Linked DNA regions of Mus musculus: all the other regions are linked to region 4. Evidence: chromatin loops called from intact Hi-C (ENCODE). Cell type or tissue: heart. All regions are shown on one strand. Links, peaks and the distances in the headings refer to the core of each region. The heading gives the core; the rest is flanking DNA.

The links. Peaks named below come from ENCODE experiments on the same cell type or tissue, not always from the same donor. Only the 100,000 strongest peaks of a DNase experiment are listed, where the experiment ranks them.
Region 1: it touches region 4 in a loop (2.0-fold over the local background); 2 of 42 quality-filtered maps call a loop at or near these places.
Region 2: a loop joins it to region 4, with 2.8 times the contacts of the local background. A loop is called at or near these places in 15 of 42 quality-filtered maps.
Region 3: it touches region 4 in a loop (3.0-fold over the local background); 6 of 42 quality-filtered maps call a loop at or near these places.

What each region holds. Positions count from the first base shown.
Region 1 is chr7:112,558,661-112,566,349 of GRCm38, forward strand. Parva (parvin, alpha) reads left to right here. Exons shown (of 13, transcript NM_020606.5): 5 at 1,269-1,409. Among named protein-coding and RNA genes, the nearest start is that of Parvaos, 27 kb to the left of the region's middle. In heart, for the core only: no CTCF peak of the experiment used is centred there; a DNase peak (open chromatin) is centred at 3,041.
Region 2 is chr7:112,466,106-112,473,794 of GRCm38, forward strand. The region is part of intron 1 of Parva (parvin, alpha); the gene reads left to right. Among named protein-coding and RNA genes, the nearest start is that of Gm45998, 19 kb to the left of the region's middle. In heart, for the core only: a CTCF peak has its summit at 3,861 (motif pointing right); DNase peaks (open chromatin) are centred at 1,736, 3,946 and 5,386; H3K27ac peaks cover 2,317 bases.
Region 3 is chr7:112,743,373-112,751,061 of GRCm38, forward strand. The region is part of intron 1 of Tead1 (TEA domain family member 1); the gene reads left to right. Among named protein-coding and RNA genes, the nearest start is that of Tead1, 68 kb to the left of the region's middle. In heart, for the core only: no CTCF peak of the experiment used is centred there; no DNase peak of the experiment used is centred there; H3K4me3 peaks cover 412 bases; H3K27ac peaks cover 1,288 bases.
Region 4 is chr7:112,674,746-112,682,434 of GRCm38, forward strand. It overlaps Tead1 (TEA domain family member 1), which reads left to right and starts at 4,611. Exons shown (of 13, transcript NM_009346.4): 1 at 4,611-4,981. Gm40451 (a long non-coding RNA gene) reads right to left here and starts at 146. Exons shown (of 2, transcript XR_869877.2): 1 at 1-146. In heart, for the core only: a CTCF peak has its summit at 4,116; DNase peaks (open chromatin) are centred at 3,846, 4,516, 5,306 and 6,286; H3K4me3 peaks cover 2,901 bases; H3K27ac peaks cover 3,306 bases.

The sequences.
Region 1 (7,689 bases), core at 1,077-6,076, 120 kb before region 4:
AGCAGTCTCCTGTGTCGGGACACAAGTTACATTGGTATTAGCACATCACAGTGCGAGCACCGTCTAAATAGAGAAGTCCCCACTCACCATTACCAGGTGCTTGCTTCTTACTTCAAATCTGTAGCTGCTATTTTGCGCAGGTGCTCCTGTGGGCTTATCAGAGCATGGAAGTAATGGTCCCATGAGGGTTCTTCTGTCTTCCAGCTGGATGGTAGTACTTGTAGGATGTCATTTCTTTTAAGACACATGCTGATTTTAGGGGTTGGGAGGAAAAGCAAAGAGATGCTTCTGTCAGACTAGTGTGACTGGGGTGACATCCATACAAGAGCAGACAGAGTGCCTATAAGATGGTATAGCTGGTGGCTGGGTAAATTCCCCATTTCTGTGGTCCTGGGGATCTACAGTACAGTCAAAAGGCTTCCACAGGACGCATGCTCAATTAGACAAGGAGCAGCGTCCCTCTTCTAGAAGGCCCTCAACACACTTGGTCCTTCAACTGGCACAACCTCCAGTGGCCTGGGAAGAGTCTCTGTGAGAGACTGTCTACACCCTGCACTGGGTGGGCATGAGGGCATGCCTGAGGAGAATTGTCTTAATGAAGCTAATGGGTGTGGGAAAGCCCACTGAGGGCAGCACCACTCCCTAGGTGGGGATTTCTGAACTATATGAGAGGGGAAACGAAGCTGAGCAGAAGCAAGAAGTGAGCATGCGTACATCCATCTCTCTGTGTGATGCCACTGACCAACTGTCACAGGCTCTTGCCACTGTGACTTCCCACAGTGATGGAATGTAGCCTGGAACTATCAGCCAACATACATTTTCTCTACTGGGTTGGGTTTTTTTGGGGGGAGGGGGTTATTTTATCACAGCAACAAAAAATGGAATTAGAATGGACCGTAAATTAAAATCTTTGAATAAAAATCACATCCATACTGAAAATATCCGTACTTTTCTTGTCATGATTCTATAAGCAATATAAAATGACAGTATATAATGGCCTTTATATTGTATAAGGTATTTGAATAATACAGAGACGCCTAAAGCATACAAAAGGATTGCATAGGATTGCAAACACCCGGCCATTTTTGACCGGACACTCAAACACCCCCAGATTTGATTATGTGGGGTGGGACCCCAGAACAGTCCTAGGCTTTACTGTAGAGATGTGGTCATTGTGTGTTGTCATAGGTGAACGCGTGAAAGAATAGGCACAACTTAGGTTTTCTGTGACCCAGGATAACAGCTGCTCTTTTCCCTTCCCACTGCAGAGAAACTGGAGAGTGAGAAGCTCAACGTGGCCGAGGTTACGCAGTCGGAGATCGCCCAGAAACAGAAGCTACAGACTGTGCTGGAGAAGATCAATGAGACCCTGAAGCTTCCTCCCAGGAGCATCAAGTGGAACGTGGACTGTGAGTTAGGAGAGGAGGACTGTGCAACGACACTAGCCCCTAAGGGTCCCCCACCATTCCTAAACTGTCACCTGGGACGCCAAGTCATTTCTCTTTGAGAAATAACCTTTGACAGGAAAGATAGCCTATCATACAAACCCTTGGGGGTGGAAATAATAATAAAATGTCCAGGTCTGTGTTCCTTTGTCTGGAAGGCTTTCAGGTCAGCTTGGTAAGGAAATGATGTGTTCCGGAAGGCACTTCCGAGGCCCACACAGCCTGCTGAGAGCCGTGCTGTCTCCAGCATGTAGGAACTTGGGGAAGCTGAGGGTCACAGGTCCAAACAGCTGAGAGGCCAAGAGTGAGGCTTCAGTTCTGCCCACACCCTGTCACTTCTACCCTGCTCCTCAGAAGGAGTACAGATACCAAGCACTAGAAAGGGTTTGTTTTAATGTTTTATTTACTAGAGAGATAGACAGACAGACAGACAGACAGACAGACTGACTGACACATAGCAGGGAAGGGGGAATGTTCATGCCATGGTACATATCAGGATACAACTTTATAGAGTCAGTTCTCTCCTGTTGCTGTACATGGATTCATTTGCTTGACTGCTTCTACTCGGCTTGAGTTCTTCTCCACTTGCAGAGTTCAGCACCCCTGCCTAGGGAATGGTGGCCCCCGTACTGGGTAGTCTTGCGGCTATGAGGTCACTTACAGTGAAGGCAGATCATTTCCTTTCCTAGGTTTGAAGACATAATTTTTAACTCCTAAGTGGGGGAATCCATTTTAAGTCTTATAAATGGGATGGGTAACCTCTGCCACATTTCTATTACATCAGTTAGCTTACAGACACAGAGGCCAATCCAGTGCAACCAATCTTTTACTGAGACTCTCTTCCCAGGTGAATCTGATTCTAGGTCATGTCAAGTTGACAGTCATTCGCCAGGCTATACAGCAAGCACCTTTACAGACTGAACCATCTTTCCACCCCTACCTAGTACAGGACTTTTTAAGTTCCACCTTTCACAGGTAGTAGAGCTCAAAGATTTCAGAAAAATATAGAACCATTTATTCTTTTTTAATATTTTTATATGCAATATGCATAGGTGTTTTGTCTGATATAGAGCCCACAAAGGCTAAAAGAAGGTGTCAGCTCCCCTGGGACTGGAGCTCACAAACAGTTGTGAGCTGTTGTGTGGGTAGTGGGAATCAAACCTCAGTCCTCTGGAAGAGCAACTAGTGCTCTGAACCTCTGGGTCATCTCCCCAGCCCAGGGAACATTCATTCTTTTGCAGCCTCAAGATGCCTTGGCATCTGATAGAAACCCAAAGTCAGATTCAACAGTAAATGAATGGGTCACATGACACTAGCAATGACAGCCAATCCCTAATCAGGGAGTTTTCTGATTTTTCTCTTTGTAAATAAACAAATGCATGTTTTTTTTTTACAGTGAGAATAAAATGGTTAGACCGTGTTTGGATCTAAGTATTAGAATCCTCCTCCCCCACCAGTGACCTCATAGCTGCCAGGAGCTGTCTTCTGTCCTCATTTCTGACATCTGCCATTGGAGCCAAAACACCCACTACCTCCTTCAGCATAATTATACCACTGCTGGCATAGAACAGTGTGATAAGCTGGGAACAGGGCATTCTCTGCTTACCCAAAGTCACCTGAGGGTTGAGGACAGGACCTGGCTTTAGGCCCCAGAGGCTGCCCTGCTAAGGAGCCCTATTTCCCTGTGTACCTGGGAAATTAAATCATGGTCAGAAAAGGAGACATGAGGCCGAGCATATGACTTACTGGGTAAAGTGCTTGCCTCGCAAGCCTTGGATAGAGCCCCAGTGCCCATTTATTTTTAAAAACTTAAAAGCTCAGAGTAGTGCCACTTACCTGTAATTTCAGTGCTCATGAGGCAGAGACAGGAGAGCTCTGGAATTCTCTGGCCAACCCTGGCTAAGTGAGTCACTGAACTCCAGGTTCAGTGAGAGATGCTGTCTCAAAAATACAAAGTGGATGGAGCATTGAGGAAAACACTTGATCGCCTGATATTGACCTCTGGCCTCACACATATACAGCACGCATACACACACACACACACACACACACACACACACACACACACACTTTGCAAGCTGGCTGCTAATATCAGAGGGATTTAGTTGGATGTCTTTGCTGTCTCTCTGTTTACTTCTTGTGAATTAGTCTCCCTGGCTGGATCTCCAGAATGGAGATGGATTAGCGGGTCAAAAGAGATAATTATTCTCTTGGCTGCTCCCTGTGATGCCTCAGGGCATCAAGAAGAGCTGGATCTTGTTTACAAGAAGAAGCAGTGTGTTCTAGAAGGAACAGAGCAGGCACAACTCACAGGGAGAAGTTCTCTCCTTTCTCTCTAATCGGGCCTGACTGTGCGTTTGGGGACACGGTGTCGCCTTTATGCTCAGGACAAGGGTGGCAGGGACAGGCTGCTGAGTTACCAAGGTCTTTGATCTAGGACTTTAGGGATTTCTTTCTTTCCTGTTCATGAACAGTATTTTTTTACTATTGAAAATTTAGAAAATGCCAGTGTATAAAAACATTGAAATATCAATGTCCATTTCAATCCTCTCAGCACTCGCTCACCCAGCTCAGGTAATTCTTTCCACCACCCTCATCTCCCAGATGGGGAAATCAAGGCACAGAGGAGGTATGACACTACAAATGTTTATACCAGGGTCAGGAAGTCTAGCGTCTTCCGCTATCGCTTCCCCAGAGCAAGGAAGGGTGACTGGTACAGTCCATGTCCCCTGAAGGAGCACTGCTGCCCTGCCTACAGAGTGATGACAGGGGAGCCAGGAATCTGATTCAGAGAGCCACTTGCAGAGCCAGGCTGTGCACTGACTGAGCCTGTGTACGAGGCCTCCACAGCTGCCTACCTAGAGATGGGCCCTGAAAATTTTGGAGTATTACTGCAAGGTGTGTGTTTGTCCATCTGTGGGTGTCTGTGTGTGTAATAAAGAGTGTCTAGAACATGCTTTTTGTTTTCTCACATATGAATACACATGGATGCATGTATAGATAGGAATCTCCCTGTATCCTAAGGGGATGTCTTTCAACATGCCGGGGGATGCCTGCACCGTGGGTAGCTGTCCACATTGCGGGCACAGACACACAAATGGAATAGCTTTTCCATCTTTTTCATTATTTTAAGTTAGCATGCAAAGTACAGAGTTATGATGCTGTGCCCTTTCATACCTTTGTGTCACTCATCAGCTCTAACTCCTCCTCCTCACCCACTGCTCTCTCCCTCCTTCCTGCCCCCTCTTGCTCACTCCTTCCTCAGCCCAGATAGTACCTCATTCTGTTTTCATGTCACATGCATCCCATTCCCTCTCTTCTCCCCTGTCCTTTAAGATCTCGTCCTCCTCCTTCTTCTCCTCCCTATCTCACACGCATGCATGTACGCGTGTACACACACACACACACACAAAGAAAACAGCCATAGCTTATTTCGCCTGTTGATCTCCAGTTGTATCCATTTGCCTGTAAATGTCATGACTTTGTTTTCCTCTATAGCTGAATTAAATTGTTCCATCGTATACATACACTGTGTCTGTTCATCTGTTGATGGACATCAAGGCCAGTTCCATTTCCTGGCTCTTGTGAGTAGCGCAGCAGTAAACATAGATGTGCATGTAACTCCATGGCATGGCCACATAGCATCTTTGGGATACACCCAGGAGTGATCTAGCTGTTGTGTATGGTAGTTCTATTTTTAGTTTTTTAAGGAACCACCATGCTGATTTCTGTATTGGCCCCACCGGTGTCCACTCCCACCAGTGTGAATGAGGCTTCCTCATTCTCCGTAGCCTCACCGGAATTTGTTGTTTGTTCTCCTGGTGGTAGTCATTCTAACTGGATAGAATCTCACAGTACTTTTAATTTGCATTGCCTTGATGGTTAAGGAAGTAGAGCACAATATAATAATAATAGTAGTAATAATAATAATAAAATTTGCATTTCTTGTGAGAAATTTGCAAATTATACATGTATAATTTGCATTATCTCTTGAGAAATGTCTATTCAGTGCATTTACCCAGTCATTCATTGGATGGTTGAGAGGGTAGAGTGATGTTTAATTCTTTAAGGTTCTTTACAGCTGCTACATCTTATGGCACAGGAGCTAGCAAGATTTTCTCCCATGCTGTAGGCCGTTTCCTTACGCTGATTGTTTCCTCTGCTCTGCAGACATTTTTTAATTACCCATAGTCCCATTTTTCAGTTCACGGGGTCATTTCCCAAGACACTGGGTTCTTTGTGGGAAGTCTTTGTCTATGCCTGTGTAGACGTCTTTTGCTTGGGTTTTCTATCAGCAGCTTCAACTTTTCAGGTCCCACGTTAAGATCTTTGATCGTTTGAGTTGATTGTCACTCACGGTGAGAGATACAGATCTAGTTTCATTCTTTTGCAAGGGGTTGAGTGCTTGGCTTTCCCGGCACCACTTGTTAGAGGCCATTTTTTTCTCCAGGAAATGCTTTTCTGCATCCCTGTTGAAAACCAGGTGACTGTAGCCACAGGTTTATTTCCTGGTGTCCTACGCTCCCCTATTGGTCTACAGGTTTGTTTTTGTGTACCTGCCATCGATGTCTTTTCTAGCCTAACAACACATTTATCACACACAATGACCACCACTCCTGTCCCTTAAGGTATAACAACAAAATGAACATGAAGGGCTGGAGAAATGACTCGGCAGTTCAGAGCTGCTCTTTTAGAGGCCTGGGTTCCATTCCCAGCACCCATGTGACAGCTCATAACCATCTGCAACCCCAGCAAAGGGAAATCTGATAACTTCCTGTGGTCTCTGTGGATACCAGGTACACACATTGTGCACAGACAGACATGCATACAGGCAAAACATCCACACACATGGAGTAAATAAATAAATCTCATTTTTAAACTACCATGAATATTCTTTTTCATAATTAAGTAGAATGTGCATTCTTACTATGGCTATCAGAATCTCAGTACTCAGGTTTTTCTCTATTATTGAATTCTCTCCCTTTAACTTAAAGGCAGCCCTTCATGCCTTCACTTCAGCATGTCTGCGTTGCCAGCCTCACTGTTCTCATGCCCTGGGGCCATCATTAAATACAATAATGCAGTCACAGTACTACTGAGGCAGCCCAACATCAGGTGACTAGTGGAGGAATTGCATCCTTGGTATGGAGACACTGGACAAGGAGTAGTTTATGTCTTGTTCAAGACAGAATGACTCAGCTCAAGGTTTCATCACAGAACCCAAAATGGTTTTTATATTCCTTTTCAAGTGCTGATCACAGTACATGTTTGTGTACATGCATGCAGATGTGCATAGTGTGTGATTATCTTGTTTCTGTCGAGTGTCCCTCTAATTAATTCACGTTAATACCTAGCTGACATTGTCTTGACTGCTTTTCTGTGTGTGCAAGGGTTCTGTTATGTGGCTGTATCATAGATTTTGAAGGCTGTGGTTGAGGCATATGCTCCATCTAGGCACAGGATTAGAAGGAGAAACTCAGGCACAGCTGGAAGAAAAGAAGCAGAAATGGGTGGGCTGCAGATAAGACTTGACAGCCTTCATTGTCCTGTCTTCCTTTCATGGTCTCTGCTATTGGCTTTTAGATCATAGGATTTCTATGCTTAGGAGGGAGAGAGGGGGCAGGGGCAAAAATAAAAAATAACCTCAGGGGTCAGTGAAATAGCTCAACAGGTAAAGGTGTTTGCCATCAAACTTGACAACCTGAATTCAATCCCCAGAACCTACCACATGGTAGAAGGAGATACTCAACCCAGAAAAGTGATCCCTGATCTCCACACACATGCCATGGCTCCCCTATACAATTAATCAAGAAAAAAATTAAAATTTGTTTAAAAAAAAAAAACAAAAAAAGCTTTAGGAGCCTAAGGTAGTAGAACCACAAGTTCAAGGCCAGGTTGATCTATGTAGAATGTTCTGGACCCACCAGAACTACATAGTAAGAACTGCGTGGTTTTGTTATTGCTCAACAACAAAAGCAAGCTTGGACGCCCCAGACCTGAGCCCGGCTCCTCCTTGGTGTGGGTGTTTCCCAGGGTTTTGCTTTTGATGCTGATGTGGGACACAGAGACTAACATCCTTATCCACATTCTCTGTGTGTCTAAATGGAATTATCTCTTCTGAAAAAGAGCCCCTGGAGAACACAGCATTTGTTGAAAGGGTCTGACATCTGTCTGATACCTTTGATATCACTTACTGAGACGATATACAGGAACACCAGGCAGTAAGGACTTGGCTAACCTGAAC
Region 2 (7,689 bases), core at 1,570-6,569, 210 kb before region 4:
CTCTCCAGCTGGTGGTGCTGTTGAGGTGTGATTGAACCATGGGAGTCCTGTCTTCATCAGTGTGTGAGTCTACACTTAAGTTCATAGCCTAATAGACTGTTGAGAATCAGACCTAGTTGGAGGAATTAAGCCACTGTTGAGTCTTTGGAGAGGGTCCTCTCCCCAGCTCTCCCTCTGCCACGTGGTCAGCAGCTGTCAGGAGGCGCTCTCCTTACACAGAGTGATGGAGCTCCTGCCATGGGCTGAAAACTGTGACACCAAGAATCAGATCAATCTTTTAGTTTTCTTTTCTTTACAGAGCTCTGGTTGTCCTGGAACTCAATATATATAGACCATGCTGACCTTGAACTCACAGAAATCTACCTGCCTCTGCCTCCCAAGTACTGGGGTAAAAGGAATACACCACCACACCCGACCTCAATCTTCTAATTCTTCTTTTCAATGTTTTTCATGGGTTATGAGAAGCTAGGGCAGTCCAGTAAGTAATGGCCCCTCCAAATTCCACATATTAATCCCTAGGGCCTTTCATGATGATGAGAAATTAACAGTAAAAGTCAAATTATCATTAAGGTAATCAATCGAGTGACTGTAGAAATAGAAATGATTTTGAATCATCAGGTGTGTGTGCCCACACTGGCAAGGGACCTTAAAAGTGGAGGAGAGGGACCTGAGAGCTACAGGGAGGTGTGGCCAGGGACGAGAGGTCAGAGATATGTGACAGGACAGACTGTAAACACAGGGTGAGGAGCCATGAGCCAAGCCATGTTGGAGGCCACCAGCACCTGAAAAAGGGAAGGGCAGAGATTCTCCTCAGAGCCTCCAGAAGAGAACATGGGCCTGCTGACGTCCTGACTCCAGCCCAGTGAGACCTATTGTGACTTCTGACCTCCACCATTGTGAAATAATGAATGTGCGTTGTTTTAAGCCACTAAATATGTGGTAATTGGTTGCAGCAGAAAGAGGAATACAAACAACATTTTTGTACCAAATATCCTTAACTGTAGCACATTCTGTTATAACCTTTGGCTGAGAAATTGTAAGTCTGGTTTTTTTTCCAGGTGTAGTGAGTGTTTTAAATCTTAGCACTTGGGAGGCAGAAGCAGATCTCTGTGAGTTCAACACCAGCCTGGTCTACATAGTGAGTTCTAGGCTAGATAGGACTCCATCATGAGAACCTGTTTCAAAAGGAAAGAGGAGGAGGAGGAGGAGGAAGAGGAGGAGGAGGAAGAGGAAGAGGAAGAGGAGGAAGTCTCTTTAGAGAGATTGCTTGCCAGGCTATGTGGAATGATATCATGCCTTTGGAGGAGTGACTGGACTTGCTGACATGTCCCTAGCTTCGAGGAATGCAGATAGCAAGCATTTTTCCAGGTGGCACACTGAGTCCTGATTTTAACTGACCATGGAGACCAGGGGAAGCTACAAAATTCAGGGAGCGTGGTTGGATATGCAGTCCCAGGACCCTTAGTCAGTATGGTCCAGGGACTGTGGATCAGGGATTGGATGGCCCTCAGACTGATGTGGGATCTCCTTTGTTCTGCCTGGGATTCAAGATTTAGCTTCCAAGCCTCCTGTGTGAAACACCCTAGCTCTTTTCAGCTCTCAGGAAACTCCCTCTAAGCCTTTCCCCTCCCTTAGCCAGGGCCCCAGCCAGCTGCTTCGCCTCCTGTGCTGCGGTTGTTTTCCCTTGACTAGCTGTCAGGCCGGTCTGCAGAGGGCCAGCCCAGCCTGTTCCAGGCGTACATTTGGGGCTCAGCCGTGGATACATTTGATTGGTTGTGGCTGGATCCAAGGGGTCCTACACAAGGCCTCTTGCTTTCTCCTTTTAGGGAAGTTGGTTCTCTCTTGCTTGTTTCTCCTCCTCTCTCTGGACGCATCACCGGCAAATCTCAATAGGGCCCAGTGCCCGCAACCAGTCTGTGATTCACGCTGAGCCTGCCAGATTGCTCACTCCAAAACCCGTGTCCTTCCTTCCCTGGACACAGCCGAGGATCCTCCACCACCACAACCATCTTAGCTTCAAATGTGAAAATAAAACAGGGGGAAAAATCACCGTAGAACCATTTTTAGTGACTCATCACATGGAACCTTTGTGTAAAACCAAGAGGCTCAGATGGCAGAGAGCTCACCCAGTTAGTGTACCCAAAGCCCTGGGTGCCACCCCAGTACTGCATAAGCCTGAGCATCGTGGTGCAAGCCTGTGGTCCCAGCACTCGGGAGGCCCAGGCAATGGGAAGTGGAAGGGGCAGAATCGGAAGCTGAAGACTGGCTTGACAGAATGGTAAAAGTACTTACTTACTATGAAAGCCTGTGTCCTGAATTCTGTCCCCCAGAACCCATGGTAGGAGAAAACAGACTCCAGAAAGTTCTCCTCTGATCTCCACATGTGTGGGCACATGTGTAATAACATCCATGTCACGTCACTAGGGCTTACTGGTTGCCAATGTAGCCTGAAAACACAACTCTAGGCTCAATGAAAGACTGTCTCAAAGGTTTTTCTTTCTTTGTTCTTTTAAAAGATCCCTTCATTTCTTTTCCTTTAGATATTTAGGTGAACAGTAATAATTTTAAAATAGGCTTTAATTTGTTTTTTTTTTGGAGAAGACTTGAATTTATAGAGAATATATGGGGCTAATACAGGGTCCTCATGTATATCTCATACCCTTCCCCCTACTGTAGACTCACGCTGGTGGGAGACCTTGGTTACAGTGGGTGAGCCAGTACTGATGCACAGCTTTCACTAGAGGACACACCCACACTTTGTTTGGATTCTCTTAGCTCTTCTTACCTAAGAACCATCTTTCTCTGCTCCGGGACCACATTTCCTTAGGTGGGCCCAGATTCCTAATCTCCTTGTGGTAGGGATAGGTTTCAGGCTTTCCTTGGTTCTTATATTTTCTTTCTAAAATTTTTGCCTTTTTTTTTTTTTTTTTTTGGTGTGATGAACATTTTTGGCCTGCTTGTATATCTGTGCGTCTTATTCATATAGTGCTCACAGAGGCAAAAAACAAAACAAAACAAAACAAAACAAAAAAAGTACCTGATCTTCTAGGACTAGGGTTACAGATGGGTGTGAGCCACCATGTGGCTAGGAATCAAACCCAGGTCCTCTGGAAGAGCAACAAGTGCTCCTAACCACTGAGCCATCTGTCCAGCCCCTAGAGCTTATATTTCCAGGAAGTTGGGTGCTTCTGATCATCTCCTCATAGTCAGGCTGCGTTGAGTTGGTGGGTCATGGATGGCCTACGTAGCGTCTGTGAAGTTGGAATCAAATGATGTATGAAGCCTACAGCATGCTTAGAAAAGTCAGTGCTGACACAATGATACACAAGGCTTTCAAGAAAGAGCCTTCTCCGTTTATCCCTGCATGTGTCACTGGCCCATTGTCACTCTCCCTCCTGAGAGCTTCTAGCTTCCTGAGCACTAGACTCCCCCTCCATGGAATGCCTTTCATTCTCTCTACCTGGCTCCCTTCTGAAGTCTTGGGAAAGATGGCAAGGTCTGGTTGACTCTTCACCTCTGCCCTCCTTTTGTCTCCACTTTCCCTGAGGCAACTGGTGCAGTCCCCAGGGCTTGCTTAGGGGTGTGGGACTGATCATTCTGTTATATGCTGGAAAGCTCCCTGGGAGCTTGCTACTCTTCTTCTACCAACACAGCCTGGTACCCAGAAGACACCAGAGGATAAGAAATGGATGGGACATTAGAGAAAGGTGTCATTTTCCAGGGCAGCCTCAAGGAACATGCAGGGTGCCAGCGGGTATGGTAATACATATCAGTGATTCACCTTTGAGTGGATTTTTTAAGGGTATTTTCTCCTTGTCCTAGAGTGTATGGCTGGGGGGTGTGAATATAGTACTGGCCACCAGGGGGCTCCAGGAGGCAGTTTAGCAGCCAGCAGGGGACGAAGGCTGGGGTGGTTTCTGCAGCCACCAGACTCCTGAAAGAAAGTGTGTCAAAAGAGAAGTCTGTTTTGCCACCGATGTGCCAGGCTCTGTAGCAAGGACAGGATGTACCAGCCTGTTCTGCAAACATGTGTAGGCCCCAAATGTCCTTTACCCCAGAGGTCTACAAAGAGGACAAAAGCTACCGAGAGCCATGAAATGACGCTGGTAGAGATAAATGAACTTATATTATGTGTGCGACCAGACCTTGATGAGGGCTTCCTGATTTCCTTCCATTTCAGTGTTTAAAGGGCTCATCTTGGTTTAGAAATTCCTAAGATCGAGATCACCACTGAGAAGTTGGAACATCGGCTGTCCTGAGTTCTGGGAAGACAGGGAGAGGAGTAGCTGTGTTAATCTGTGTGGTGGAGGTGAGATTAGACGTGGATCTGTGGAGTTTTATTCTTCCTCTTTCGTTGTTGATATTGCTATGGTCATAACGACCGTGGCCTTGGTGGATTTGGTTTCTGCTCCATGTTTGTTCTCCTTTGGATAGAAGGAGAATTGAACGAGCAAAATCCTTGGCTGTTCAGAGGGGAAACCAAGCCAGGACCGTTAAGTGACATCTCCAGACCACAGTCAGATCCTGCCTGCCTTCCAGACCTGAATTCTTTGCACATCCCTGAAGGATCTAGTCAAGTTGCCTGTTGGAAGGCCTTCCCATGCCCCAGGGAAGCAGAGGGCTATCACAGCAGGAGGTTGTGACAGGTGAACCCTTCATTAATAACAATAATAAAAAGAACAATTCTATCTTCCCTTTCTGGGGCCATGAGCTTCCTAGCATGCGCAATAGACAAAAAGGACAAGGGATGTCTGTCTGCTAAAATTGAACACTGTGTCCAAAGCTTCTGTAGCTTACGGAAAGTGCAAGCTATGGTAGACTCGACCTTGTGTACGGTTAAGAGGAGGATTCTTCCTATAGGGATGGGCCTGCCTCCACCACTCCAGCATGAGGCTTGAGTTAGTGAATGCTCGCCCCATGCTTGGCTTCGATGTGGGGGTCTGAGCCCAGGTCCTCAGGAGTGTGTGCAGCCACCATGTACCCCACCCCTCAGCATCTTCCTCTTCAGGGTTTGACTTGGCGGCATGTGATTTCACCTGCACAGGATCCTGCAATCTCGCCCATCCGAAGCCTTTGGGACGGGTGTGGTTACGTGAACTGCCACCTAGGCTCTAGGACATTGGCTGCCGGTTCCACTGTTTTTTCAGGATGAGATTCTCAATGGAAAAGTCCAGCAACAAACTGGAAGGTTGTTTGCCCCAGATGAAAGTCATTAATCCCCCACCCAGGGGTCTCTCACAAACAGAAAGTTTATCATTGTAGCACACAGCAAGTCTGCAGAGGAGGAAGACCTAAAGAGAGTATTCAGAGCCTCCTGGGCCTTTTGCCCCACACAACAGTCTAAAGCTTCAGAAAGGCCCCGAATCAGGCGCATGCTCTACCCCTGGCCAGCCCCAGGATCTGAGAGCTGAGTGGTGACTGTGCCTGGCACGCCCACTTAGCCAAACCTCAGCTCCGTGCCAGCGTGGAGCTATTAATTATTTTTCTTTGTCAAACCTTTGTCAGCAACTTCATCCCAAAAGGAATGGTTTATTTTCCCTTTGGCGGTGTTTGTGACTGTAGTAAATAAGAGATAATTACATTCCGGTTCTTAAATTAAAACAAAAATAGCTAGAGGTGCCAGGCAGGAGTTATTTACATTTTCCGATAGCCCACCTCCCTGGTCCAAGACTCGGCACAATTAGTTTGTTGCTTTTCCTGCAAATCTGGAGCCGCTCAAGTGGTTTAATGTGAAATTTTTATTTGTAGTGCCCCCAAAATCATCCTCTTTGCTCCAAGTTAATATTAAATAATACTTCCAATTTTTTTTTTCCTTTTAGCATTGCTGGAGACACTTAAGACCATGAGAGTACAATTGAAATAAGAACATTAAAGTTTTTTTTTAACAAAAGCGTCGTAGCTCAGTGGTAGAGAGCTGTCTGCCAAGGCATGATGGCCTAGATTCAGTCCCTAGTGCTACCTAACACAATACGAAACAAAAATAAACACGAGGAAGAAAAGGAAGCGGGCACTAAGGAGGTATAAGGTGAAGTAAGAGAATGCATCAGAAAGCGTTTGGAGAGTCTTATTTTCTTTGTTTGTACCCTGTTGCTTATCTGGGTATCAGCCTCTGATTTGGCAGAGGGAGAAAGGCATTCTTGTGGCTGCAGAGAATTCCTTTCTTGATTCCTTGAGTTGGTGTTTGGAAAGTGAAAATACAGTCCAACGAATCCTTACAAACATTTGGTCTTATTTTCCTAAGAGGTAAACAAAATTATAAAAGGTGATATTTGAAATGGAATCTAGAGAGCTAGCAATGTGGCTCAGCAGTAGTACACTTGCCTAGCATGCACGAGGCCCTGGGTTTGATTCCCCAGCACCACTCAAAATCTGGGGAGAGAGGGGATTGGGTCCTTTGTCACTTTGTCATGTGGGACTTGGATGGTGAGGAATCCAAGGATCGTGGTGACCTGGGTGGGTGAGGTTCGTGCTATCTAAGGATTGGGCTCGGAAAGACTCGGCAAAGCTTAATGACAGGAAGGCTTCTGGGTGGAGATGTGTTCTCTCCAAAACAACAAGTCTGACCACAGAGAGGGATGGGGGCAATGTTCTTTGTGAATGGAAGGCTAGACGTATAGTGTTACATACCATAGGCCGGCAGGAGCAAGCGGCAGGCCCCAGACAGCCTGCCTTAACTGCTTGCTTTTCCCTCCCCTCAAAATGCCTTGATTATGTAACTTACTGAGGACAGTCAGTACCATGACTTCATCCCGAGAAGGTGGAACCCGTTCATGGTTCTCAGCGCCCGCCCAAAGGCATTGTGTATCTGAAAGCAAAGATGTGATGAGAAGCCTGGAGCACAGGGATGAGAGAGAAACTGGTCTGCCGCATCAAGTCATTCTTAGGAGGCTCTCCCTTCAGGTTGTAGGAGCAAGCTGAGTTTTGACAGCTCTGCATTTCAGCCACACTGCCCTCATCAGCAGCCCGCAGCATCACTGTGCCTGTCAGAGCCCATCCCTAGTAGTGCTTTGATGACCAGACAGCACTCTCTGAGGTCATTGCCACTTAGATTTATTTGGAGGGGACAGGGAGAGGATTAGCTAGTGTTTATTCTCAGAGCAGGGCTGACCTTTACATCATCTGAACCTAAGACATTCTATGGGCTGCAGTGTATATTATCCCAGATCTTAATTTGAAGCATAAATGTTAGACTAATTTCCTTTTGATATATGACAGTAGTAGAATTCAACATTAATATGATCAGTCAATAATTCAACTTCTATTTCAGATATCAAAGAAATCTTTCTGTCTCCAGTCAGAAGAAAACAGAAAGGGATTTAACATTTTGCTAATAACAGTCCCTTTTCTATTTATTTTTTTCCTTAATGAACCGGCCTTGTAACCGATTGATTTGGTCTTTGAAACCCACGGGAGTCGTGCGGAGCTCCCAGGATTCCCATGGAAAGACACAGAGTCTTCTCCACTTTAGCTACTGGCATTGATCTCTGCCTGCCTTATTAGGAGCAGAAAGTTTGAAAAGTTTCTACTCTGCTCCCCTTTTTCAGCGGCAAGATGCCTCCTCGTGCTGAACTGGCTGCTTTGGGAGAGAGGCCTTAAGTGGGATGGGGAGGGGGTGGGGGCGGGGACCAGGGCAGGGGCGGGGATGGAGTCTTCCCACTCCGTGAGGATGATTGAACAGCCTGGGTGATG
Region 3 (7,689 bases), core at 941-5,940, 68 kb after region 4:
GACCTAATTAGCTTTGTGGTGCTGGAATTTGGTTTTGAGAACATTACATTAAAGCTGAGCAGCATCAGGGATTTGTAGAGTTGGCAATCCTTGTACAAACCTTTGACTCAAATCTGACTTTCATGTATGCTGTTGAAAGAAAACCGTCTCTCCAGCTTGCCCCTGAAACAGTTTTCAAAAGCACCTTCCAAATGGTCAAGTATCACAGAGATGGAGTTCCTCTGGCTTCTGAGGGAGGGAGTTAGAGATTGTGAGGTCCACAGTGGAGATGTGGAGAAGGCAGGTAGGAATTCTGCAGTCTCTCTCTCACCGTGGGGATTCTTTCCTACACTCACTCTAACGCCTGCCTCCTTTCCTCCCCGGCTCCTTTCTCACCTCCTGAACACTTCCCTCCCGCACTTGGCAGGGGTGTCGACTGGCCTGCTGTTATTTTTGTAGTAACCTGATACTTAGAGCAGCCCCCTGGCCTCGGGACTCAGACTGAGTTGAAAATGGTGCTTGGGTCCGTGCTGTTGCAGTCACCCAGGCAGAGCAGCTGCCTTGGGGGAGGGGCCGGGTCACTAGCGAGGACTTCAGATCACTGCTTAGCGGGGCCCTACTGGGATAGGAGGTGGGGGCTCAGCCTTGAAGCCAAGACTGGAAGGATTAGTTATTGAATACAGTTGGGGTTTGGGGAAATGAGGAATATTTTTAAGTCAGCAAGTTACTGCTTTTGTTCTGTGGGTCTAGTCTAGGTAGGGTATGCCTGAATCAATCCTTGAAATTTGTTTGGTGAGGAGAGATTTTGTGTGCACCACATACTCCCCTGCCCCTCCCACCTCACCCCCACCCTCTACCCCCTACCCCCTACTCCTTGTCTCAGTGTTCAGCCCAAGCAGGCCGGGAAGTGCAGTCCAGCCTCTTCCTCTTGAGTTCTAGGATTACAAGCTAGTACCACCAAGCCTGGCTTGGTTTCTTAAAAGTCATAAAAAAGAATTAATGCCTGATGTTTAAATAAATTGGATGGTTATTTACTGAATTGTGTTAGGTGCTAGGAGGGGTGCAAAACTGAATGGAAAATAGTTCCTGCCTCTGAAAATTGGTTATACAGAGGTGACACATATTTAAGCTGTAATTATCAAATATTGTTATATGCGTTTATTCAGTAGTTGCTTGAGAATCCTGCAGCAAAGTCAAGATGCATGAACACTCAGGTGGGTGGCTCACACCTGTAATCCCAGCACTGAGGGGGCAGAGGCAGGCAGATCTCTGAGTTTGAAGCCAGGATGGTCAGCATAGCCCACTCCAGGTCCTGCAGTGCTATAAACTGAGTCTCTAAAAAGAAAAAAGTGTGTTCACACTAGTCTGTATGCATCAAGCTAAAGCAGTGCACAGCTGCCTGTTGATGGCAGAGACGTACAATTTATTAAGGATTTATAATAATCCTTATGATAGGATTGTTTATTTATGCCATCTCACTTATTCTTTACCATGGTGATAATATTTTAACTTTGAAGAAAAAGCTAGAGGACAGTTAGTTGTTAAGTGCAGAATTAAAAGTTCACATAGACTATGTGTTCACTGAGTAATTCATTGTCACAGAGAGAGACAATAGTCACTCTCTGCTGTGTTTTTGGTTAGCTCATGCTTTAGTTGCCTTTGCTGGCCTTCTAGCATAGCACCCTAGAGAGGTGAGGCTTGAGTCACCACACTGTCACTCTCAAACTCTCTTTAGGGACCAGGGGAATATGCTGGAACAATGAAGACAAAGTTGGGTGAGCAGTTATTGGAGCTGAGTAACTGCCCCTTCCCCCAGCAAAATTAGTTCACACCTTTGGCTGTTCAAACAAGCCACCTGTGTAAACTGTCTCCCCAAGTTGTCTCTCTCATGCATTTGTAAATTTGGAATGCTTAAGAAATACACCCCATTGTTATTCCTGAGACAATGTAGGAGTTTTCCTGGTCTCAGACCACACTGAAAATGCTTTTGATTTAAAAACTGGCTTCACATTGATAAAATAATCTTATCCTTTTCCCCTCTAAACAGATACACATTTGTGCATATACATTTCCAAAGGCACATGTGTACACTTAAGACATGTGCATAAAACACACACACACTCCTTCTGGAATTGTCTGCACAGTCCATGTTTTCTGGCCTGCTCTATGAACAGTTTCTGTTCCTAGCCTTTGAGGCCCCTGTGGCACAGGGCTAGCTAGAGCCCAGAATTTGTCACTCCAGAGTTTGACACTCTATTATTGTGTCTTGGCTCCAGCCTTTCTGCTTTCATGCTTAGCTGTGATTTTTAACACATTGGTGCCTCTATATTCTTATAGAACTTATTATTTCCTTTCAAGAAACTTTTGTTTACTTGAGTCACAGAGTAGACTCTCATTCCTGTGCTCTTGGGTGCATCAAATAGTCTCGCTCATGTGTGTGTGTGTGTGTGTGTGTGTGTGTGTGTGTGTGTGTGTGTATCATTCAGTCGCTTGTTCATGTATTCCCCCTTCAGTTCTGTATATTAGTTATTCATTGAACTAATATCTAGGGGATCAAGTTAGCATGTGACAGGCATTCTATTGAATATCAAGGACAGAAAGACCCCCAAGGTTCACAAACTGGTAAGAGTGAAAGGCAGACAAACTGTATCCCATTGATACACTGAGCATATACTACCCATGGGAACACAGGGCAAGCAGGAGGGTCAAATCAAGCTTGGAGGGAAGGAGGGGGTCTTGAAGGATAATTGGTGTCCTTTAGGCCTTCTGAGGATAGGGTGCTCACTGGAGTCTTAGAGTTTCTGCTGCTGCGATAAAACACCATGACATAAAGCAACTTTGCAAGCAACATGATAGAGCGTGTACATACACATCCAGAGAAGTGAGGGCAGTGACCCAAGACAGGAAGGAACCCTAAGGCAGGAACTGACACAGAGGCCATGGAGGAGTGCTGCTTATTGGCTTGCTTCTCATGATTTGTTCAGCCTGTTGCTAAGCACCCAGGACCCCCAGGCTAGGAGTGGTACTACCTACAGAAAACTGAGCCCTCCACATCAGTCATCAATGAAGGAAATGCACTCAGGCCTGTCTATGAGTCAGCCCTATAGATGCATCTTCTTGATTAAGAGTCCTTGTCCCAGATGACCCTAGCTAGTGTCATGTTAACATATAAGCTAGCCAGCACACCGTATAGAGTATATTTAGTGATCTTCCATCTCTTGTACCTGGTTGTGGATCAGGAGTTACAGAGTATAGTCCTCATTCAGTAGAGACTTTATTACATTAAATGAGAATAACTAGTAGATGGAACTGTCTCTTTTTATGAACACCCCATCCTCAGAATGAATTTAAGAGGGTTTGAAAGAATGCAGTATAGCAAAATGAAAAGTACAGAAATAATAAATTATGAGATAGGGGACCAAAGTAGACTTTAGGAAATAACCCAAATTTGAAGGCCCAGATAGCCTTCCACTTTGCCTAGGGCACTCCAGTGTGGTTCAGTGCATTCGACAGCTGGAGTGGAGGGTAAAGCCTTTGCTGACTGTGCGTGCGGTGTTCTCTCTCCCTCTTCCTCCCTCCCTCCCTCCCTCCTCTCTCCTCCCCTCCCCTCCCCTCCCCTCCGCTCCCCCCACTCTTTCCTATCTTTAAGGATCTTTGTAAAAACGCAGTGTGTGTGTGTGTGTGTGTGTGTGTGTGTGTATTTGAGTGACATCTTCACCCTCGTTGGAGAAGATCCAGGCCTGATCTCACTAGATGGTTCTTCTGATAGTTCTTGGGTGCTCATGGCAATACATCTAACATCTTACAGTCAGAACAACTGTGCTCAAAACTACTGAAGTAGACTCTGAGTAACTCAGAATAAGAACGGTCCTGAGATACATATCATTATCTTCACTGCCCCTTTCCCCCCAACACACACACACACACACACACACCTCATCCTTCTTTGAAGATAAGATCTCTCTGTATAGCCCAGGCTGGCTTCAAATTTGTGACCTTTGGTACATGTGCCATCATGCTTGGCTGGGCTCTCCCCTCCCCCACCAGGATTTTTAGTGAAGTGTAACTAACATGCTTAGAAAAAGTGCATGCGTCATCAATCTCAAGTCCCTGTATTTTTCCATTGAGAACACTTACATTTTGTTTTATTTTGGAGACAGTCTCTTGTAGCTCAGGCTGGCTCAAACTTACTTTATAACCAAGAATAAAATACGAATTTATGCTCCTTATGGGCATGTGCCATTACCCTCAACCTCCCGGGTGAGGCTGTTATACTCACTGCTAATAACATTGATTAGGCTTTTCTTTTTTTTTTCTTTTTTCTTTTTTTATTACGTATTTTCCTCAATTACATTTCCAATGCTATCCCAAAAGTCCCCCATACCCTCCCCCCCACTCCCCTACCCACCCATTCCCACTTTTTGGCCCTGGCGTTCCCCTGTACTGGGGCATATAAAGTTTGCGTGTCCAATGGGCTCTTTCCAGTGATGGCTTACTAGGCCATCTTTTGATACATATGCAGCTAGAGTCAAGTGCTGATTAGGCTTTTCTTTTAATTCAATTATCTTACTCTAAAAGACAGACAAGATCTCACTATGCTGTCCAAGCTGACCTTAAATTTGAAGTCTTTCTTAACCTTGCGGTGTTGGAATTGCAGGCATGTGCCAATGCACCTGGCTCATGGATTAGTCTTGTTAGTGTTTGAACTTGTGAATAGATGCCTAGAGGAGAGTTTTCTTTGTATCTGGTTTATGCCACCAAACATCATAATTGACTGTGCAATAGCAACATCCTGCAGAACTTTCACAGTGGCAAAACTACTTCTTAGCTGTTTTGTATTATGCTGTAGCCACGAGCCACGGGTGGCTCCTGAGCCCATGAAATGCTGCTGCTTTAATCTTAGTGACTGACATTTAAATGTCCCTGTTACTAATGTGGACCGTATTGGACAGTGGATTTTTCTAGCATCCATTTTATGGATATGATGCAGGCTATGTATCTATGTATCCTGTAGTTAATAAGAATTTTAGCATCTCTAGCTGCCTTGATGAGTGATCATATAAACGTTCTTATACTCATCCTTCAAAGAACCTCTCCTCTCCTGTGAGGTTTGTGAGAAGGAAGGAAGGAAGGAAGGAAGAAAGGAAGGAAGGAAGGAAGGAATTGCCGAGTCAGCAAGTATGCATTGTGTCAGTTCTAGTAGTACATAGTGATTGCCAAAGAGTTTTCTAGAATGCTTGGAGTACTTTACACTCTCATCAGCTGTCTGTGAGGGTTCTGGGTGCTCAGCATCCTTGACAACACTTGTCAGCATTAGCCTTTTATTTTACAGACTGAGAAGATGGCTGGGTAGGTAAAAGCGATTGCCGCAGGGCCTGATGAGATGTGTAGGCTGCTGCTGTAACTCTAGTTGGTCTCTAGTTCTTCCATAGTGGAGACAGAGATGGGAGTCATCCAGAGTCTCCTGGGCCAGAGAGCCCAGAACATGCAGCACACAGGCAGAAACAATAGGAGAGACTTCAAAGATGTTGGAAAGAGAGACCCAAGTGTAAAAGTTGCCCTCGAACTCTACATGGGGCACATAGCTTCACTGTGGAGGTATTTAGTAACTAAGTAAGTTAACACCTTCTCATTTATTGTCTGACCCTTTGTTTTTTTAATATAAATTTGCTGCCTGATTTCTTCTTCTTTGGTAGAAATTTTTATGTGTCAAGGAGATGAATGTCTGTTGTGTGACTTTGCAGCTGTGGCTTCTTTTTTAAAATTTGAGACAGGGTCTTACTGTGTAGCCCTGGCTGTCAGGAACTTGGTATTCTCAGTCACAGAGATCTGCCTGCATCCATCATGCCTGGGGAATTTTATTTCCTTAATGCTTCTTGAAGTACAAGTAAGTTTTTACTCCCTCCTTCCTTTTCTTCCTTCACTCCTCCCTCCCTTCCTTCCTTCCTTCCTTCCTTCCTTCCTTCCTTCCTTCCTTCCTTCCTTCCTTCCTTCCTTCCCTCCCTCCCTCCCTCCCTCCCTCCCTCCTTCCTTCCTTCCCTCCCTCCTTCCCTCCTTCCCTCCTTCCCGCCCTCTGAAGCTTGGTTCTACATAAGCCAGCCTTGAATTCCTGGGTGCAAATGACCAAGTATTTGCTATTTCTGGCCACATTTTTCTCTTTAGTATTATTGTTTTGAACTTTATTTACTTTTGTGTACATGAAAACAAGTGTGCAGTGAGACCTGAGGACATTGGATCCTTGCACGTGGAGTTACAGGCTGGTATTAGGAACTGAACTCAGGTCTTCTGCAAGAGCAGCATGTGCTCCTAACCAACGAACCATCTCTCCAGTCCCACTCACAAGTATTTCAGATATATTTGTCTGTCTGTCTGTAGTGTATATGTACAGTCGTGTGCACGCCAGTGAGCAGGTATGTAAGTCATAGGACAAAGGGTTCTCTCTGTCCTTAGTGTTGAGCCTTGGAATTAAATTAGGTTGACTGGAGGATTGGGCTTGGTGGCAAGCACCTTTACCTACCAGGTCAACTGCCAGCCTCATTTTAGACTTTTATAGTAATAATTTGATATGTTAAGGCAATCTGCTGGGCCTTCTTGTAAAGTCTTAACTATTTTGCTTTTGAAATTCAGACTTAAAGTCTTTTAGATTGAGTATCTTATGAGGTCGTCATTTATTCTGGTCATTCGGATCTTGATTACCCTTATTCATTTATGGACAAAGTTGTCCTTTATTAATCAAAGACAACACGATGCTCCCTTCTCACACACCAAGTGCAAGTGTATGTGTAGGGTGGTTTCTGGACCCTTGAGGGACTGCTTTGGTTTGTATACCTTGGTGACATGGACTTACTGTGTAACCCAAGCTGCTCTCAGACTTGCTTTTCGACCCAGACTGACCTCTTACACAGGATCCTCTGGCCTCAGCCTCCTGGATGCTGGGGTTACAGGCTGTGCCACCGTGCCTGACGTGGGAGTTTTAATATAGGCCATTGTAAGCCATTCGGCCTGAGCTTCAGAATTGCATGGGTGCAGATTTGCTGCACCAGGTAAGTAAGTCTTACCCGCTGCTTTATCTAGGTCCGATTTTCATTAGTGTCCTAACGGCCACTGCCGTAGGTCCTAGTGATCGCACAATATCAGATTCTGTGCCCTGGGTGTTTAGGGATCATGTTTAGGACTCAAGCATGATTTAGGCTGTCAGGGTGTCTGCTCGGATCCTTTAAAAAAGGATCCTCAAGCTGGTGGCCTGAGTTTTGCCCTTGTTTGTTGGGAAGGAGAAAGAAGAGTGTGAAGTGATTGTTTCTTGATTACCTTAGCTTAGGCAGGTGTGTTGGGGCCTAGCTGTTTGCATCTAATGCAAGTGCTGGGAGCAGGGCATGGGCTCCTTAATTCAACAGCTCAGAATGCCACCTTGGTTCAAGATTTCCTTGTTGTCCAACTTATGACCCAGTGAGAGAAGCGCTGTGGATTTCCTCCCCCTCTCTGCTCCCTGTAGCATGTGCATCAAAACCGTCAGTACTGATGGAGGCCCAGAAGCTGGAGAGAAAGGCAAGGATTGTTCTCCCCACATATAGTGGAGTGATAGTTCTAAAGCAGAGTGGGCCTTCCAAATCACAGGGAGGGGGGCACATCTGGGCAGGTTAGCTGCTGGGTTCTGGTGTGCGTTCAGAGCCAACATGTCATTAAGTTGGCTGGCAGCAACCAGTGACACTG
Region 4 (7,689 bases), core at 1,298-6,297:
GCCCAGTGAAGTTGCTGGTCCCTGGGAAGAACTGGAATATAGGTATGTATTTTGAAGTTCTTAAAAAGTATGACGGGGCATGGTGGCGCATGCCTTTAATCCCAGCACTTAGGAGGCAGAGGCAGACAAATTTCTGAGTTCGAGGCCAACCTGGTCTACAGAGTGAGTTCCAGGACAGCCAAGACTATACAGAGAAACCCTGTCTTGAAAAACCAAAAAAAAAAAAAAAAAAAAAAAAAAAAAAAGTATGAATGGGGGGGGGGGCAAAAAAAAAAAAAAAAAAAAGGATGGATCTGGGATTGGAGAGATGGCTCAGCAGTTAAGAGCACTAACTGATATTCTAGAGGTCCTGAGTTCAATTCCCAGCAACCACATGGTGGCTCGAAACCTGTCTGATACCCTCTTCTGGTGTATCTGAAGAGAGCAATGGCATACTCTTATACACAAAATACATAAATACATCTCTTTTTTTCCCCTAAAGTATGGATCTAGAGCTGGAGAGATGGCTCAGTGGTAAGAGCATTTGTGGCTGTTCCAGAGGACCTGGGTTCAGTTTCTAGCACTCACATTGTGGCTCATAACCAGTTCCAAGGGATTGGATGCCCTCTTCTGGCCTCTTCAATCATGCATTCAAGTGGTACACAGACATACAGCAAGGTAAAACACCAGACATACAACAAAAAAATAGCCAAGTAGTAGTAGTGTAAACCTTTAATCCCAGCACTTGGAAGGCAGAGGCAGGAGGATCTTAAATTCAAGGACATAGCAAGTTTGAGGCTACCTCAAGCTATTTATAAGACTGTCTCAAGGGGAAAAAAAAAAAGAACAAGACAAAGACAAAGAAAAAAAGTTGGATGTGATATACATGATGGTGCATGTTTTAATTCCAGCACTGGGGTAATAGGGTGGTGGGGTGAGGCAGAGGCAGAAGGATCTTTGTGAGTTTGAGGCTAGAGTAGTGTACATAGTGAATTCTAGGTCAGCCAGGGTTATCTAGTGAGAGACTGTCTTAAAAAAAAAGGAAAGGAAAAGAAGAAACAGAGAGAAAGAAAGAAAGAAAGAAAGGAAGAAAGAAAGAAAGAAGGAAAGAAGGAAAGAAGGAAGGAAGGAAAGAAAGAAAGAAAGAAAGAAAGAGAGAAAGAAAGAGAGGAAGAAAGGAAGAAAGAATGAAAGGAAAGAAAGTGAGCTTAAATTAGTAGAAACCAATTATTGTTACAATGTATTTTAGCTTGGAAAAAAAGTAACTTTCTTAGCCATGCCCTCAGGGTTCTACCAACGCAGAGGAGTGGGAATCTCTTTCTCAGGGAGATGTGTCAGTGTCTTACCTTCTCTCTGTTACAAGTTAGCTGTTAGCTTCCTTTGGGGGAAGGCTTAAGAGAAATGGACTTCTTGTATCATTAGATAGTTTAAGGTTGCTACATCTCTGGGTCAGAGGACCCTTCAGGTCTTCCAGGTTCTGTGGAGTGCTGCATTGGGGACCCTGAGAAGCATGGCTAAGAGCACAGTCTTAAGTGGAACTGCCTGGGTTTACATCCTTCGTCTGTATTTACTAAGCACATAACCCAGGCCAAGTTATCTTACTTCTCTGGTCCTCAGCTTGTCTATCTATAAAATGATAAAAGTACTTAACTCAAGGCTGAGAGAGATGGCTCAGCAGTTAAGAGTGCTTACTGCTCTCAGTTTCCAGTGCCCAAATGATGCAGCTTGCAACTCTTTTAACTTCTACTCCAGAGGAATCTCCCTCCCTCCCTTTTCTGGCTTCTGTAGGTACTGTGCTCACATAAACACTCTCTCTCCATATACTCATAATTTTAAAATACACTTAAAAAACAGTGCCTACGTCATAGTGGGTCAGGCGAGGCGATGCAGGGGCAGCACTTAGAACATTGCCTGGTACAGTAGTGCTTTCTATTTCTTTCAGGAGTGAGACACACAAGCATCAACTATGAATCAGAAAGAGCCGGGCGGTGGTGGCGCACGCCTTTAATCCCAGCACTTGGGAGGCAGAGGCAGGCAGATTTCTGAGTTCAAGGCCAGCCTGGTCTACAGAGTGAGTTCCAGGACAGCCAGGGCTACACAGAAAAACCCTGTCTCGAAAAACCAAACAAAACAATGAAACAACAAAACAAACAGAAAGAATCTGGATTTTCTATCCCCTGCTTGTCCCTACATCTTGTTTCTCATCTGTATAAACTGGGATAAGAATTACTATGTACAGGTGCAGTGGGGATTAATTGAGACGGTAAATGCAAAATGCTAGAGGCTAAGAATGAATTCGACTCATGAAAACTGCTATCATTTTAGCAGGTGGCAGCTGCTGTTTCCATCCTCAGATGGGTTCAATTGCTGATAGCTGGAAACTCACAGGTCCTGACCAATGTTTTGACCAATAGGGAGATGAGGAGAACACAAGGTATGAGCTAGATGGGTAGAGAGATGATGCTGCATTTCCTATTTCTGAGCAGATCCTAGACAGAATAACCTTAGCTGAATGAGACCTAACCACTGTCTCATACAGGCGAGTCTCACCAGAAGCACACATAGGTTGTGAACTAACAGAACAAATACACATGGCATACCTGGACCACGTGGCTTCAGGGTCCTGGGCAGGAGACATCTAGTTAATCAGGTCCCCACCCCCCAGTCCCCCCCCCTTTTCTTTTTTTGTCTCCCTTCTCCTCTTCCAGAGAGGATCCAATTCTTTAGTTCAGGATTTCCTCAAACTCTCACCAATCCTCCTGCCTCAGCCTCCTGAATGCTGGGATTATATTGCTACTGTGTCCGGCTCCAGCTGAACAGGCTTCCTTGGAGAAAAGGTTTTTAGCATACATATCAAAGAATATGTGTTTTGATGGAAATAAGCTGTAGAACGTACAGGCCGAGGAGTTATAGCATATCATGATTAGCTTTGGAAGTTTGGCCAAGGATTCTTAGCTTAGTAGAAATGAGAGAACACCAAATTGTCAGGAGCAACTGGAGTCTGAAGGGTAACTGGCCTGTCATGGGCAAGATAAATACTGGTTTAGAAATGTACCCACTGGTAGGCTCGCCCTGCTACCAGACATAAAAATCTCTTATTTATTTATGTTTACAAATGTTTTACCTGCACGTGTACACCATGTTTGTGCCTGGTGCTCCTGGAACTGGAGTTACAGACTGTTGAAAGCGACCATGTGGGGAACCTGACAGGAGCCTGGTCCTCTGCAGAGCAGCAAGTGCTTTTAACTGCTTCTGGCGTTTTCTGCCCTCTGTCTTATTCGCTGGTGTTAATGGAAGGCTATCTGGAAAAGAGACATACACCTGCCAGAGTTTTAAAGGGAAAAATCGTCGTGTATTTTCTAATACTCTGCTCGGGTGTGTGAAGTTCTTACTGTCAACCTGTCACATTACTGCATAGTAACTGGAAATAATACACATTTGTACCTGATTGCGGTGGACATCTACACAGGTGAGAAATTATAGAATGTATAGAATTAAAAAAATACACAGTGATGTGTACAAGTTGATCTGGAAAATCTGCTCGAAAATTAATACCCTGGCTGGGATATAATTTTGGTTGACAGGCGTGGGGAAGAGCTGAGTGAAGCGAACAAAGAATGTCTCTGTATTACTTTTTACAACGGCATGGGAGTCTTCAATTCTCTTGACGTATAATTTTAAAAATGCATTAGAGAAAGATATTTCTGCCTTTAAAACGCACTGGTAATCGTTGTTTCCGATCAAACGCGCTCAGTGAGTCCCATTGGCTTTCCTGAGTTATGCACACTCCAGGAATCCTCGGGCACAAAACAGGCGCCATTAGTTTGTTCTGAAGCCAGAGCTGAAAGAAGGAAGTCCCGGTGCGGGAAGGGCCGGCTCCTTTCTGGGAAACTACGGACTGCTACCGGCCCAAACTGCCAGCATGTCTGTCCCAGCCTCCGTTAACTTTACCGGAGTTTCTCAAGTACTGAGGCGCCGTCCACTCCAAAAAGAGTTCAAACCTTTTATGATTGATTCTCACTTTCTCCATAAAGGGACGGCACAAAGCTGCTTTTTGCAGCCAGGCAAGACTTTATTTATTTTATTTAACCGGGTGCAGGATTTCTGTAGACTCAACTCGCAGCACGAGTGAGCTTCACTTCTAGAAAGACAGGGCAGGAGGCGGGCGAGGACTCCGTGACGCTCCAACCCGGAGTTCGCAAAGCCCAGAATTTGCGCGAGCACCCCGAACTTGGGTAAAGCGAAACGGCTAGAGGAGGAGTGGCGGGCTGGGGAAGCCGCCCACTCCGGCCTCAGTTTCCTGAAGAGCAACCTCCCTTCCAGCCTGGGAGCGTCGTTGCCTGTGCAAACCAGGAGGGGGTAAACTGAGGCACAGCAGGCGGAGGGCGCACACCCGGCATTCCTAGTATCCGGCCGCCCCGCCTCGGACCGCACAAAGCCCTGAGCCCCCGCCATCGCGCGCGGCTCGCTCCCCCGTGGGCGCCAAGTCCCGCCCCACGCGTCCCGCCCCACACCATGACGTCACCGCGGCGGCAGGCCCCGCCCCATCCAGGACCCGGCGGCATGACGTCACCGAGGCCCCACCCCTCCGGAGCGAGTTCGGTCCTGGCGTTCATTTCATTCCTGTCCTCATTCCGCACATTCTTCGCATCGCTCGCGCCGCGCCGCGCCGCCCGAGCCGAGCCGAGCCTCCGCGGCCCCGCCGCCCGCCGCGGGCGCCCCCCAGCACTTCGCACACTCGCTTCCAGCTCGCGGGGAGTCCGCGCGCCGGGGCCCGGGCCCGGGGCGGCCGCGGCGGGGCGCAGGCCATGCGCTGACCCCCCAGCGCGCAGCGTCGCCGGAGCGCGGGCAGCTGCCCCGGCGCGCCCTGCCCGTCCCGGGAGCCGGCGAGGCCGGGTTGGGGCTGCCCGGCGCGGGAGTACCGCAGGGAGTACCGGCTGGAGTAACGCGGGGGCGGCGGCCCAGCGCCCCGAAGTTTGCCGCGCCCGCTCGGGCTGCCGTGGTAAGTTGCGCGCGGGGCGGACTCGGGGGCGCGGGCTGTCTAGGCGTCACCGCGATCGGCGCTTTGTGTGCGGCTCCAAGAGGGGAGCGGCCCCGCCGCCCTGCAAGTTGGGCCGCAACCCTGCGCGGCAACAGGCGGCCCCGCTCGCCTTTCTGCGCGCCCCTCTCTCCAGCGTCCCTCTCCCGCGCACCTCGCTCCTTGCCTGGGAAGCGCCGAGTTTGGCGCGATCGCGGGTGGGAGAGCGTTCGGCGCGCAGCTTAGAGCCTGCAGCCCGGTGACTCCCCCGGCGCCCGGCCCCTTCGGGGTCCGCGCCGATCCGGGCTCCTCCTCCCGGGAGATGAAAGAGGGCTCTCTCGCTCTTGCCGCCTCTCCAGAGCTGCCGCCGCCGCCGCCGCCGCTCCAGTGCACATTCAAGTGGAAAATTTTCAGGAGTCAGCAGAAACATTGTGTCCAAAAAAGACTGAGTCGCACTTACCACCAAACCCGGGAGTAGACTCTCCCTGGAAAACTTCCCCTCGGTAGGAAATACTGGGGGATTTGTTTGTTTATTGGAGGAGATACGATCCCCAGGAGGACCCCAAAAAAAATCTGGGGACACTTTTAGCCTTTGTTCGCGAAAGCACCACTTGTTTTCAAAGTCTAGAGGCCCGTTTGAAAGAAAGTTCAACTTCTAGGAGTTTCCTTTTTCTTTTTTAATGCATTTTTTAAAATAATCAAAGCTACATTTTAAGAAGTGGGGCTCACACTTCACTTATCTTCTTCCCGTGAAAATAAAAGCCAGACTAATTTTCCTCGGTCTTAATCGTCTTCCTTTTTAAAGATTTATTTTAAGTTGAATGGTGTCACCCGTATAAAAATATTTATGAAACAATGAAATACCAGCCACCAGCGTTTCTCAGGAGGCTTGTTAAGTTCTTAGAAGCTGTCTGTGATTTACAGAAATGCAAATTGATCTCAGCGCTGGAAACTTACAGACAGATATTCCAGGAATCGGTAGTGTAGAAAGGCCGGGGTTTTAAAATAGCGCCATTTGAAAGGAGCCGAGGTCCTTGGAACAAAAAGGTCTGTAAATACGATCATATTTCAAAATAGTGAATGGAAAATATTTCAATTCCTACAGATAATGCCAAGTAACAGAATCGCAGTCTCCTTTACGCCCTGTGGCCTGGATTCGTTGTTAGTTTAGGTGGTCTGGTGGCTTAGAGTGTGCCGAGTGCCTGCAGGTGGTTCCCCGGGTGGACAGATCCTTCCCGTTAGGGAGACTCGATCTACCCGGAGCCAAGGGGTAGCTTGTCTGTGCAAGCCTGAGCTCTTGGGTGGGGGCTAATCTGCCTTGAGACTGAGGCTGGGAATAGTCCTCAGGCTGTACAGACTGTGCCAGGGGCTTCCGCCTTTCAGCGGAGTCTGCGCTTTTCTGTGAATAGCAGGATCTTTGGGCCCAAGCGCATCTGAATGCTTATAAGGGCCAGACTTAGATCCAACTTTGGTAAGAATCTTTCCTCTTTAGAAGGAAACAGTAGACCCAGTTACAGCACGACTCCGGAAAGACAAATGCGTTTAGCTGAACCTTTGTCAACAGCAAGGTTTTAAATTGATGATTTTAAGGAGGAAAGGCGTATTTTTCTAATCTCAGTATTTCCATAAATGGTCATAAGATATTTTTGTGTACTATTTCTTTGAATGTGTAACTCTGTGTCGGACTCTTAGGTTTCAGGTTTTCAACAGAGTTTGCAATTGCTTTATTTGTTGTTTGTATAAAAAATGAGCTGATAAGCTGTCTCCATTACTGAGTCTTGTTCATGTCCTTAGTAAGCCATTTTATTTTCTGTTTAATGGCAAGTATTGTTTAAATTGAAGATTTAGGGAAATATTAGAATACTTTTTATTTTTTAAAAACAAGTTTGAAACAAAGCCAGAGAGACACTTTGCCTTTATAAAAGAGTTTAAAAAAAAAAAAAAGGGCGGGCGGAGAGAAGAAGGGGAAAAAGAATCATTGTGTGAGTTCCTTCTTCCTGGGGTTCTTTATAAATTCTAGGGAACATTTTGGGGTTATTGGAGGTTTTGTACAAGCAAAGGCCAGGACTGAGCAGGACATGTATATAGTTAGTGACCTTTAATTTGAAGCTGGCAGATAATGTAGCATAGACTGACACAGACTGCACTAACTGAATGAGTAACTCGCTTGTACTGTGGTACGTACAGTGTGTGCTTCCCTTACAGCCCTGTGAAATGGTGCAGGTGGGTCTGCAGGGGTCACCTGGTGGGGAGCTGGCTTCCTGCCCCTCCTGCTTTCTCTCCCTCTCTTTGCTGTATACAGCTGGGATTATATGTTCACATAGTTGCTTTGGATTCTGGCATCTTCTGATTTGGGAAGAAGACAGAAAACTAAGAAAAAGATTATTATTATTTTTTTAAGTTCACTAGTGCATAGACTTGATTTTAGTTGGTTCTGCCAATAGGCAGAAGCAAATGTAAGAAGATACATCTTTATGGAACTATCTGTGTCTAGACTGTGTTTGGTATCATACTGTCTGTGGAGGGAATGGAGACCCCAACCAAGAGACAGACCATTAGCAGCATCAGGCAGTTGTTGCGGGCTTTGGAAGTAGATAGATCTCCTCAGTCCCCAGTCCTTGGTTGTACAAGAAGAGCCTGGACATCTGTAGGATTACTTGCCTCTCTAATCTCATGTGTTATGGGTTAATTGT